2 separate regions of the Homo sapiens genome follow, and region 2 is linked to region 1. A link is an interaction called in ENCODE POLR2A ChIA-PET data of the cell type or tissue named here. Cell type or tissue: Panc1. All regions are shown on one strand. Links, peaks and the distances in the headings refer to the core of each region. The heading gives the core; the rest is flanking DNA.

What was found. ChIA-PET counts read pairs that join two places held together with the same protein. Peaks named below come from ENCODE experiments on the same cell type or tissue, not always from the same donor. Only the 100,000 strongest peaks of a DNase experiment are listed, where the experiment ranks them.
Region 2: POLR2A ChIA-PET joins it to region 1 with 6 read pairs; 2 of 35 experiments call an interaction of 5 or more read pairs at or near these places.

The regions. Positions count from the first base shown.
Region 1 is chr10:99,787,485-99,794,020 of GRCh38, forward strand. It overlaps ABCC2 (ATP binding cassette subfamily C member 2), which reads left to right. Exons shown (of 32, transcript NM_000392.5): 3 at 4,750-4,875; 4 at 6,067-6,201; 5 at 6,408-6,515. It also overlaps the pseudogene NANOGP6. Among named protein-coding and RNA genes, the nearest start is that of ABCC2, 8.1 kb to the left of the region's middle. In Panc1, for the core only: no CTCF peak of the experiment used is centred there; no DNase peak of the experiment used is centred there; H3K27ac peaks cover 2,013 bases.
Region 2 is chr10:99,689,813-99,696,348 of GRCh38, forward strand. It overlaps ENTPD7 (ectonucleoside triphosphate diphosphohydrolase 7), which reads left to right. Exons shown (of 13, transcript NM_020354.5): 8 at 1,573-1,706; 9 at 6,144-6,310. It also overlaps a transcript of COX15 not described here. Among named protein-coding and RNA genes, the nearest start is that of ENTPD7, 34 kb to the left of the region's middle. In Panc1, for the core only: no CTCF peak of the experiment used is centred there; no DNase peak of the experiment used is centred there.

The DNA.
Region 1 (6,536 bases), core at 644-5,643:
CCAGGCAGGCTGCCAGCATAGATTCCTGCCAACAGTGTGTTAAAGTGCATGTCCTTGCACCATTGTCAGCATTGAGTTATTTTCAACTTTTATGTGTAAACATGACATCTCACTGAGTTGCTTTGCATTTTTATGAATACTAACGCAATTGTTTTTTTAATTTGTTAAGTGTATTTCATTTGCGAATTGTCTGTTCATATCACTTCCTTATTTTTTAATGGGGGTGTGAGTGTATTTAACTTATCTTTTGAACGGATAATTCTCAGAGGATCACAAAGTTCAAAAAGTACAAAAGGAGCTGGGCATAGTAGCTCATGCCTGTAATCCCAACACTTTGGGAAGCTGAAGTGGGAGAATTGCTTGAGCCCAGCATTTCGAGACCAGCCTGGCCAACTTGGTGAGACCGATCTCTACAAAAAATTAAAAAAATTCACCAGGCATGGTGGCATGTGCCTGTGGTCCCAGCTACTCGGGAGGCTGAGGTGGGAAGATCACTTGACAAGTTCAAGGAGGTCAAGGCTGCAGTGAGCCATGTTCACACCACTGCACTTCAGCCTGGGCGACAGAGGTAGACCCTGTCTCAAAAAAAAAAAGAAAAAAAAGGACAAAAGGGTACCCAGTACTCTAGTCACTCATTCATGTCTTAGTTGGCAACCATTGATACCAGTTCCTCATATCTCCTTCCAGAAATAGCCTGTGCTTTTACAAACAGCTACGTACATATATTTTTTCACACAAATGCTAGCGTCCCATATGTGCTTTTCTGTGTCTTAGAGCTCCTTCCATTTTAGCACATAAAAATCTGCATTTTTCTCTCTTTTTGTGGATATTTTATTCATTTGTACCTAAGCAGCCAAACTCGTACTGATACCACCATGCAGCCAAGGTTACTGAAACCTCTTTGATTAGACTTCAGTCATATCCCACCCCCAAATAGACCCAATAGGTACAATGAAAACCAGTATATCAAGGCAGAATACAGAGCTGTAAAACAAGAAAAATCCTATGAGGGAGGGAGGGAAAAAGGAAGAATTCCGCCACTACCCAGACTAAAATCGAGTTAATATATTCATCTCCACACGTTTTCAGGCTGCATGTTCATGGAGTAATTTAGGAATAAACCTATGATTTGTGAAGCACTGAAATACTTAGTGGTTTGCTGTATTACATCATAGCTTTCCCCAGCAGTTTCCAAGACAGCTTCCAAAAACTGGCAGGAGAATTTCGCTGGAGCTGCATGCAGGACTACCAAGATTCCTCCCCACAGTTATGAAACCGATTTTTCCGGGACTGGTTGTTCTAGTCTTCTGGGTGCCAAGTCTGACTTTTCTGGGAATGGTTGATCCACACTGGAAGGTTTCCAGATGTGTTCCCCAGGCATTCCTGGTGGTAGGAAGAGTAGAGGCCTGGGTATTCTGTAGATGCTGAGCCCTGAGTCATATTGTTGCTTATTCTTTGGTCAGTTGGCTTTCTACCACCTCTTAGCTTTCATTCTCTGTAACTAGCTTGTATGCTGTTTGTAGCTAAGATTCAGGGTATTGGAAAGTTCTTGCAGCTGCTGGAGGCTGCGGTGTTTCTGTCTCTGAAATCCATCATTAATTACACACAGCTGGGCCGGAGAGAACATGATTCTGGTCTTCTGTTTCTTCTCCTGGATCTTATCTTCATTCTTCACTGTGCTCTTCTCTGCAGAAATGTGTAGTTTTACTCTGGGACTAGTGGAAGAATTAGAGCTTTCCTGAATAAATAGATCCACGGAGGAAGGAAGATGAGAGAGCCTCTGAGTGGGACACCTCCTCATATGTCATTTGCAAGGATGGATAACTTTCATCAGGGCCACGAGTCACAGGCATTGGTGAAAGAGTCCCTAGAATTGGATGCTTTAGAATAAGGCAGGCTTTGGAGACAAGCTGGACTCACACTCATGTTATTGAAAAGGAGCGGGGAGGGGCGGGTGCAGTGGCTCACGTCTGTAATCCCAGCACTTTGGGAGGCTGAGGTGGGTGGATCACCTGAGGTCAGAAGTTCAAGATCAGTCTGGGCAACATGGTGAAACCCCATCTCTACTAAAAATACAAAAATTAGCCGGGCATAATGGTTCACACCTGTAATCCCATCTCCTTGGGAGGCTGAGGCAGGAGAATCACTTGAACCTGGGAGGCGGAGGTTGCAGTGAGATAGCACCACTACACTCCAGCCTGGGTGACAGAGCGAAACTCCGTCTCAAAAAAAAAAAAAAAAAGAAAAAGGAAAAGAAAAAGAAAGAAAAGGAAAGGTGGAGGAAAATTAAAGAGCTGGACTGTAAAAATGGCTAAGGCTTTAAGATTTAAGTATCTAGGTAGAATATCTTAGAGAAATATGTAAAATTTCTCCAAATGTAAAAGTATCAAAAAGCCAGGATGAAGTCAGTCCCCTCCACATTACTGGGAGACAACCAGCTCAATCCCACAAAAGGTCTGCTTCTTTCTTTGTAATGATTCCTTGAGATGCTGTTATTTGAATGTACCATAATTTATGTGTCCTGTATGACATGAATTTCATTGGTTTCTAATATTTTGCATCATGAGCAATGCTGCCATACACAGCTTTGTATATACTTGTGTATACAAGTGTGTCTATAGGATAAATTCCCAAAAATGAAATGACTGAGTTAAGGATATGTGAACTCAGAATTTTTATACACAGTGCAAACTGCCCTCAAAGAGGCTTTCCTTGGTCTCATCAACTTTGTATCACATTTTTTGATGTTTGCTAATTGGTTAGGCAAAAATGTTATGTTTCAAATTATATATACTTTCAAATTGTATTCTCATATTAATGAGGTTAAGCACATGTTCATATGTTTAAAAGCCTTTTGTGTTTTTTTAAATCCATTTAATTTATATACTCATTTTTTTACATTGAGTTATTAGGGTATTTTTAAAAATTACTTTGTAGAAGTTCTTTATAAAGTTAACTGGTCTTTTTTGATATGAACTGCTCAGTGTATTTCAAATCCATTATATGAGTTTAATATATATAATCTTATGGCAAGACCCCCTCCTTTTCCCTGGCCTGGGGAATAGGCTGCTGGTTAGTACCCTCTAGTCATCTCCAAGGGCAGGTGCCTTACCTCTAGCTTGCTCTATTTTACCTCCTAATTTACCTAAAGGCAACCATAGCTTACCGCCTATGAAGCTACATTTTTTTCCCAAAACCTCATAGTCTCTTGTGAGGAAAACACCCTATAGTGTATTATATACTTGAAAAAATGCATTTCAGTTATTAACATGTCTTTGACTCTACTCCTTACTAAATAATAGCACTGATCCTATTAGTTAAAGTAAAGGTGCATTCATCTCCTTTCTTGGCTGGTTTTCATTACAAAGGGCCCATTATCTCTGCCTGTGCCATTCTGGATAAATTAGACTTAAAAGAATGAATAAGGGTAGATGGATAGGGGCATAAAAGCATGAGGGGAGGGGAGATGGTGCCACATAAATATCTTCATTTTGATGGCTAAGATGATGGTATACTCAGTGGAGGCAGTAATTTTCCCCCTGATAGGTGGGGATGTGGGCCTTTAAAACAGTGTAATGTGTATCATGTCTTCTGAGCTCATAGGACAAATACTGATTGGCATTGTCTGGGATCAAGACTGGGGCTGAGTGTGGTGGCTTATGCTTGTAATCGCAGCAGTTTGGGAGGCCGAGGCAGGCAGATCACCTGAGATCAGGAGCTTGAGACCAGCCTGGCCAACATGGTAAAATCCTGTCTCTACTAAAAATACAAAAATTAGCCAGGTGTGGTGGCGCACACTTGTAATCCCAGCTACTCGGGAGGCTGAGGCAGGAGAATCACTTGAACCCAGAAGGTGGAGGTTGCCGTGAGCCGAGACTGCGCCTCTGCACTCCAGCCTGGGCAACAGAGTGAGACTCCGTCTCAAAACAAAAACAAAAAACCTATGGCCTAAGAAAGGGAATAGTGCCTTTTAAACCTAGTACTTTCTGTTGCTATATAACAAAATACCCCAAAACTTAGCAGCTAAAAGAGAATTCTTTAAATCTTAACAGTTTCTGTGGATCAAGAATTTGGGAGCAGCTTACCCAGGTTCTGCTTCAAGGTCTCTCAGGAGGTTGAAGTTCATATGAGCTGTCTGGGGTTACTGGCATGTGAAGTCTTGACTGGGGCTAAAAGATCTGCTTCTAAGACGACTGTCACATGGCTGGTGGCAGGAAGCCTCAGTTTCTCACTGGCTGTTGGCGGAAGGTCTCAGTTCCTTACCAAGTGGACTTCTCCAAAGAGCTATTGGAGTGTCCTCATGACTGGACTGGTAGCTTTCTCCAGAGTGAGCAATCGGAGACAGAGAACAAGGAGAAATAATCCACATTGCTTTTTTATGCCCTAGCCTTGGAAGTCACACGCTGTCACTTCTGCCATTTTCTATTCACCAGAAGTACATCCCTAAGTCCCCAGCCCACACTCAAGGGAGAGGGAATTAAGCTCTGCTCTTTGAAGAGAGGAATATCAAAAAATCTGCAGACATATTTTAAAACTTCACACTCAGCATTCCTCAAAAACAATGATCATGGCATACTTTGAACATTATTCTATCACTTGAACTGTATGTATCCATTCTTTCCAGAAATATTTATTGTGTTATCTGAATCACTGCATACCGCTTTTCCTATCCATCACCGGAAACCATTCTGTTCTAAGAGCCTTATAAAGAATGATATCCTCTTAACAGTGGTCTTTTTCCCTTCTCAGGTATTCGTTGGTTTTCTTCTTATTCTAGCAGCCATAGAGCTGGCCCTTGTACTCACAGAAGACTCTGGACAAGCCACAGTCCCTGCTGTTCGATATACCAATCCAAGCCTCTACCTAGGCACATGGGTAAGACCTATACCACTTCTGCCCTGTTTACCTTTTCATTACCCATAGGCATCTAGGTGAAATGTACTCTTTGGGGATGAAATTAATTCCAAGGTCATCTGTCTTTTTCGCGGGATCCATAGTGAGGCAAAGCTTGGTTGGAATGGGGTGAAACAAATTTTAGCTTTTCATCTTCATTTGAGCATTAATGTATAGAGGCTTCTTCCTAGGTTAAGTATTAGCTTTCATGACTAAGATGTATATCTTATGTCCGCACATCTTGCCATCTAAGGGTCACAGAAGAGAGCTAAGTTTCTTGATGTAAAACAATATTTTAAATCTGTAAATATTGTTTTTAAATTGATTGATGACTTTAAACAATGGATCAGTGAGCTTAGAGTTTATATAAACTTGATATCAAAAAACTAATGTCTCTCTTGCAGGCATTTTTTCAGGGGGTGGGGCCTAGACAGTGTTTAAATAGCAATTGAATTAATTGCCATCAATTCAGTGGCAACTAATGACACATAATTATTTGAACTTTCAAACTTTATTGAAAAATCAAAATGTCTGGCAATCGCAAACCTACGTTCAGGCAGAGCAATGTCAGCTGGGCCTCAGTAGCAGTGGCTCCTTTAGACCATGTGCTCGGCACAATCCTTCCTGGGCAAATGTTATAAATCATGGCTCTTTCCCCACCAGAATGCTGTTTTAGGAGCACAGCTAGGTCTAGGAAATCAACATTTAATTTATTATATCTAATGTGAGATGGTATAAGGCAAGATTTTTTAAAAAAATTAATTGCTTAATCTTATATTAGAAAATCAAGCTACAGACACCTTGCACCTAATTAATTAGAACCTGCCTTCCGACCTTACTACTGCAATGTCTGAATTTAATTTTCATGGGTCCTGGAAAGGTTTTTCTAGCTCTCAAAGTAACTCCACTAAAATGCAGATAGTGACCTTCTACATTCTTGGCTAACATCCCACTCAAGTGTGGTCCATGGAGATGAGGCACTAAAAGAAAAAGCTGGATGGCATGGGGGTGACATGTTCAACCTGGCATCTGTGTGCTCTCTACCTGGCCAGATTAGTCACGACAGTCTCCTCCCTCAGCCCTCCTTTCTTCCCATGTTCTCTGACATCCTTCTCCCCTCAGTCCTCGGTTAGTGGCAGTATTCTTCAGAACATCATGTGAATTTCTCTCCAGCTCCTGGTTTTGCTGATCCAATACAGCAGACAATGGTGTGTACAGAAAAACTCCTGGTTCCTGTCCCTATTCTGGATTCTCTCGATACTCTGTGGCACTTTCCAATTTCAGACTCTGATCCGGACACTCTTACAGGTAAGGAAAAAAAGAGTGGATGACATGAGGAGGTACCATGGGGCAACCTCTAACTCATAGTAAATGGCATCAAGTTGAGCTCCAGGATCGAATTGTATTAGAGGGATTTGATCATAGGCTTTAATCACAAGCATTGATATATACGGGCCATGTAGACTTCCTTTGGACAAAAGGCTCATTTTTCCTCTTTGTTTTTTTCCTCATAGGGTGACAATTCTAATCTAGCCTACTCCTGCCTGTTCTTCATCTCCTACGGATTCCAGATCCTGATCCTGATCTTTTCAGCATTTTCAGAAAATAATGAGTCATCAAATGTGAGATTCTAAATATGCCCA
Region 2 (6,536 bases), core at 519-5,518, 98 kb before region 1:
TATTTCTAATTCTGTCATTCCTTCTGCATTTAACAGCTAGAATTTTTATGTAATGAACTTTTCTTGATCAACTCTTTGGTTACCCTGACATATAGTTCTTATGGGAAAGACAGAATAAATCCTTGATTCTTTTTATTTATCACATTTCTGAATAATGAGTTGGTGTCTAGCAACTTCCAAAGGTAACCAGTGAAAAAAAAGTTTTAATTATTATTATGAACTCATGGATTTTAATATATTAGATGCATTAGAGCCCATCACATTATTAGTATTTTAAGGAGCATCTTTAGGTTGGCTGCTGTATCCTTTTAATATGACCCCAATACTCTTTTATATTCCCCTTGCTATCTGGTACAGCAATGTATTCCAGGGTCATCTTGTATACTTTCTACCCTAGACCTGGCATTGGCCTGTTTTTAAAAGAGCCCTGGTTTCTTTTAGTAAAAGATGGTATTTAGAGATTATTGGTCCAGATACCACAGGTGGTCATTACTCCTGGGATATCATTGCTTCTAGGCCTTTCAGTGAACACAGCTAGGAAATATGTATTTTTTAGAAAGAGAAAAATAAATGAGTTCATAGTCATATTTCTGACTCATATGTAAGATTATAGGGTGCTATTAATTTATTTGATTTTTATACCTATATCCTTTTTGTTCTGTTATGCTGAATCTTTGTTCCTAAAGATATTGACATAAACATTTATTTGTTTTATTCCACAATATGTTTCATAATTTTTTTTTTTTTTTTGAGACAGTCTTGCTCTGTCACCCAGGCTGGAGTGCAGTGGTGCAATCTCGGCTCACTACAACCTCCGCCTGTCGGGTTCAAGCGATTCTCCTGCCTCAGCCCCCTGAGTAGTTGGGATTACAGGTGTGCAGCACCATGCCCGGCTAATTTTTGTGTTTTAGTAGAGACAGGGTTTCACCATGTTGGTCAGGCTGGTCTCGAACTCCTGACCTTGTGATCTGCCTGCCTCAGTCTCCCTTCATAATTTTTAAATAATAAAACCAACAATATTGTTAACAAGACTACTGCGATGTAGCTTAAGATATTTGTTTCTTTTGTCCTTAGGCTATATCCTACTAGGGATACGTAGTCAAAATGTCATGTTTAAGTAATTCACAAGAATTATTCTTTGTGTAATATATAGTTGATTCAGTTAGTATACTTGTTTGCTTTCTTTTTTTTATTTTGAGACAGGTTCTCTGTCACTGAGGCTAGAGTTTAGTGGTGCGATAATAGCTCACTGCAGCCTCAAACTCTTGGGCACAAATGATCCTCTGGCCTCAGCCTCCTGAGTAGCTGGGACTACAGGTGTGCACCACCATGCCCAGCTAATTAAAAAAAATTTTTTTTTTTTATGAGAGTGTCTCACTATGTTGCCTAGGCTGGTCTTGAACTCCTCGGCTCACATAATCCTCCCACCTTGGCCTCCCAGTGTTTTGGGATTACAGGTGTGAGCCATGGCACCTGCCTGCTTTCAAATTTTCAAGGGATTGCTGTTTTGGGGGTTTGACTTAATTTTATTTTTTAATTACTAGGGCCTTTTTGTTCTCTTATTTATTTCAGAATCAGATGCTGAGGCTACCCAGGAATTGGCAGCAGGACGGAGAAGGACAGTAGGGATACTGGATATGGGAGGAGCCTCTCTCCAAATTGCTTATGAAGTTCCTACCTCAACCTCTGTCCTTCCTGCAAAGCAGGTACTTTACCTTTTAGGGAAATTTAGTTGCTAGGAATGCTAGTATTTGAGAAGGAAGGACACTGTCTTTGGACTTAGACCAACCTACCTGGCTCTAAATATTTGTTCAGATACTTGCTAGCTTGCGTTATCTTGAGTAGGTTACCTCTCTGAGCCTCAGCTTCCTCCTGTGTGAAAAAGGAATAATAATAGTATCTACCTCATAAAGTTATGAGGATGAAATAATACCATGTTTGTAAAGCATTTAGCAAACTGTCCAGCATAAGTGTTCAATACATTTTAACAATTATAACTATACTAGGTATCTCCTGCCATTGCTGAGGATAAACATGATAATGCATTTACATTCTGGAGCACAGTATTTGATACATATCTATTGTTCAATAAATGTTATTCCCTTTCCCCTTACTGATGATTCCATTCTGGGCCTTCTAATAATCCTTACCCCACTAGAATGTAAAGAATGTATTTTGAGGGAGAAGTTTCATCCTACACAGACACTTTTTGTACAGCCATTATGTACACCTATTATGTACACCCATTATGTGCAAGGAATAGACAATATTATGTACAAGGAATAGACATGTGAGTTACACTGTCCCTAAAAACTTATAATTTATCTGTCAGTGGAGACAGCTTGTGATATCAGGGAGACTGTAGCAGTGCTTAACTTGATCTAAACCAGGGCTTCTCATCGTTGGCACTCTTGACATTTTGGGTCAGATAATTCTTTGTCATCAGGGGTTATCCCATGCATCATATGATATCTCTTGCCTATACCAGATGTCAGTAACAACCCTCCCCCTTCCAGTTGTGACAATCAAAAGTGTCTCCAGACATTACCAGATGTGTGGGGCAGGGTGGAAATTGCCCATCATTGAGAACATCTGGTTTAAACAGAGAGCTGTGGCAATATGGGGACTGGCAGCCAACTTAGCTTGCAAAGTTGAATGGGAGCCATTCTTGCTTCATGGAAGGTAAAGTATTTACCTGGGCCTTGGATGAGAGTAGGCTTTTTTTTTTTTGCAGAGTGGAGGCTGAGGGAAGGCCACCTGCATGGAGGGAACACTATATACAAAGGCACAGAAAAAGCAGCACAGAGGCCAGAATGTCCAGGGAATGACGAATAGCCTTTTGCAGTATAGGATTTTCAGGTGTGCTAGTAGTTAAGACTGGGAAGATAAGATGGAGCTAAATCATGAGCAGTATTGAGTGCTATCATAAGGGGACTGGCTTTTATTTCCATAGATAGTGGAAAACCACCAAAAGTTTTTGAGTAAGGCAGTCACATGGGCCTCAGTTTCATTTATAAAATAATTAAACTGTGAAGGTCCTTCTCAGCTCTGAATTTTGTGATGATGTCAGTTGTGTGACTGTGATCTGATCTTTTTGTAGTGAAAAAATTTTTGTGTCAGTAGGAGAAAGAATATAGGTCACGGAACCTTGAGTGAGAAGTAATAAAGGGCTGAGTTAGACAAAGTAAGTGGAAATGAAAGGGAGGGGACAGATTTCAGGGGATAGTTTGGAGTGAAAACCCAATGTAATTGAGCGATTGATTGTGGTAGTGTGAGTAGGGTGGGAGGATGGCCAGCAGTGCTGAGGATCTATCCTAGATAACCAGAAGACTGAGGAACCCAGTAACTGAGAGAAGAGCAACAGGGGTAAGGGCAGGGGTGATATTAAGCAAACAGTATTGTCCTGAGAGATCTGGATGAGAGCGTCTATCTGGTCTTCTAGTTCAGAAGTTGTAAAACTAATGACTTCAATTTTGGATATATTGAGTTTAAGATACCCAAGGAACATATATGTCAGAATATCCACAGGACTGTTGGAAATGTGAGTTTAGCAGTCAGCAGAGAATTTCATGCTGGGGTTGGAAATGTGGGGGACTAACTAGGTTGTGATACTTTTTAGTCTATATTCGTTAGTATGTATTTAACAGGTAAAACGAAGGCATGGATCTGATACTAAGAAATAGGTGACAAGCGGGACTGGGGCTTCAAGTCTTAAAGAAATGACTTTTGTGTGTGTGCAGATTTAGAAAGGAACATGGTTATGGAAAGCAACACTGGTACGGAATGCATACTTGCAAGCAACAAATTAGATTTACATATAGCAGGCCGGGCACGGTGGCTGACGCCTGTAATCCCAGCACTTTGGGAAGCCAAGGCGGGTGGATCACCTGAGGTCAGGAGTTTAGGACCAGTCTGGCCAACATGGTGAAACCCCGTCTCTACTAAAAATACAAAAATTAGCTGGGCAGGGTGGGCAGGCACCTCTAACCCTGCTACTCAGGAGGCTGAGGCAGGAGAATCGCTTGAACCTGGGAGGCAGAAGTTGCAGTGAGCCAAGATCGCACCACTGCATTCCAGCCTGGGTGACAGAGTGAGACCCCATCTCAAAAAAAAAAAAAATAGTAACTACACATAGCAATATAATGGCTCTTCAAGATGAATCTTAGTGCTTGGTAAAAATGAAAGAAACTGTGAGACAATGGCATTTAAAACATTTTAAATAATCCTGAATGCCTAATATATTTTTTTGTACAACTCACAAAGTTATGTACATTCACAAAGTTGTGCAGCCACCACTATTGAATTCCAGAACATTTCATCGCCCCAAAAAGAAACCCCATATTCACTCCCCACTCATTTCCCATTAGCAGTCACTCCTCATTCTCTCCTCTCCCTACCCCTGACAACTATTCATCTACTTTCTCTCTCCAGTGGATTTGCCTATTCCGGACATTTTGTATAAATGAAATCATACAATATGTGGTGTTTTATGTCTGGCTTCTTTTATTTAGCAAAATGTTTTCAAGGTTCAGCCATCTCGTGGTATGGGTATTTCATTCCTTTTTAATGGCTAAACAGCATTCCATTGTATGACCAACCATGCTGTATTTTGTTTATCCATTTATCAGCTGATGAACATTTCAGTGGTTTTCCCTTTTTGGCTATTATGCACAGTGCTGCTGTGAACATTCATATACACATTTTTCTATGTACATAAGTTTTTTTGTTTTTTTTTTTTTTTGAGATGGGGTTTCACTCTTGTCACTCAGGCTGGAGTGCCATGGCACGATCTCGGCTCACTGCAACCTCTGCCTCCCAGGTTCAAGCGATTCTCCTGCCTCAGCCTCCTGAGTAGCTGGGATTACAGGCACCCACCACCATGCCTGGCTAATTTTTGTATTTTTAGTAGAGACGGAGTTTCACCATGTTGGCCAGGCTGGTCTCGAACTCCTGGCCTCAAGTGATCCACCCTCCTTGGCCTCCCAAAGTGCTGGGATTATAGGCATGAGCCACCATGCCCACCCCAGTTTTTGGATCTCTTGGTATGTACCTTGGAGTGAAATTGCAGGGCACAATGGTATTTTTCACAAATTAAAAAGAAATACATTCAAAACAAGAATCCTCATTTTATAATAATACATATATACAAAAATTATACATAACACATTAGAATGGTTGCCCATGGCAGAGAATGGAATGAGATTAAGTATGAAGATAAAAGAGAATAAATAAATAAAGCAAAAGAGAGGCTTTGCCATGATAATGTGGAATGAGCTGAGGAATATGATTAATTCAGCCTCTGCCCTTGAGGTTCAAGAAAAAAATATAGCACCTTTTCATTGGCGGTACAATAAAATTGAACTTTCCCAATCCCCAAACCTGTCATAAGGAACCTTAGGGCTTCTTGGATAATGTTAGAAAAGGCCACAGAACCGGGCACAGTGGCTCACACCTGTAATCCCAGCACTTTGGGAGGCTGAGAAGGGCTGATCATGAGGTCAAGAGATCGAGAACATCCTGGCCAACATGGTGAAACCCGTCTCCACTAAAAATACAAAAATTAGCTGGGCATGGTGGCACGTGCCTGTAGTCCCAACTACTCAGGAGGCTGAGGCAGCAGAATTGCTTGAACCCGGGAGGCGGAGGTTGCAGTGAGCCGAGAGCATGCCACTGCACTCCAGCCTGGTGACACAGTGAGACTCTGTCTCAAAAAAAAAAAGAAAAGAAAAAGAAAAGGCCACAGAATAGATCTTATGATGATCCACAGAGTTCCTTAAATTTATTTTTATTAAAGGATGTTTTCCTATTAAAATAACACATTCCCATTGAGGGAATTGGAAAATACAGAAAAATACATGTGAGAAAATGATATCTGTAGTAATTCTACCTCCTATATAACTACAGATAGTGTTTTGGGTTTCTAATTTCATATTTAGTTCTTAATTTAGTGTCTAATTTGTACCTTTTAGTGCAGTCTTGTCATTTTGTGTCTTTGTTTAAAATAATGCTATGAGGATGAAAGAATGCTTAAGATGTTTTAAAGAGTAGTCATAGAAATGAAGCCTCGTGTATTAGCAATGTCATAGCTTTCTAGAAGGCAACCAAAACTAAAATTCCCTTTTTCTCTTGGTATTGTATTATAGGAAGAAGCTGCCAAGATCCTGCTGGCTGAGTTCAACCTGGGCTGTGATGTGCAACACACTGAACACGTGTACAGGGTTTATGTCACAACTTTTCTGGGTTTCGGAGGCAACTTTGCCCGGCAGCGCTACGAAGACCTTGTTCTGAATGAAACTCTTAACAAAAACAGGTACATTTGATATGGGATCTGAGTTTCTGAAATATAATGTCAGGCTGCAGATATTAGGGAGAAATACTCACATCCTCCTAAGACAGATAAGTCCCTGCTTCCTCCTTCTTTCTGACTACCCCTGCCAATGGGGTAGCATCTCTTAAAGACCTCTATTAGCAGTCCCACTCTGGGTGAGGGTGCATTCTGATCTTTGTTATTAGGACTCATAAAGTACAGTAGCTTA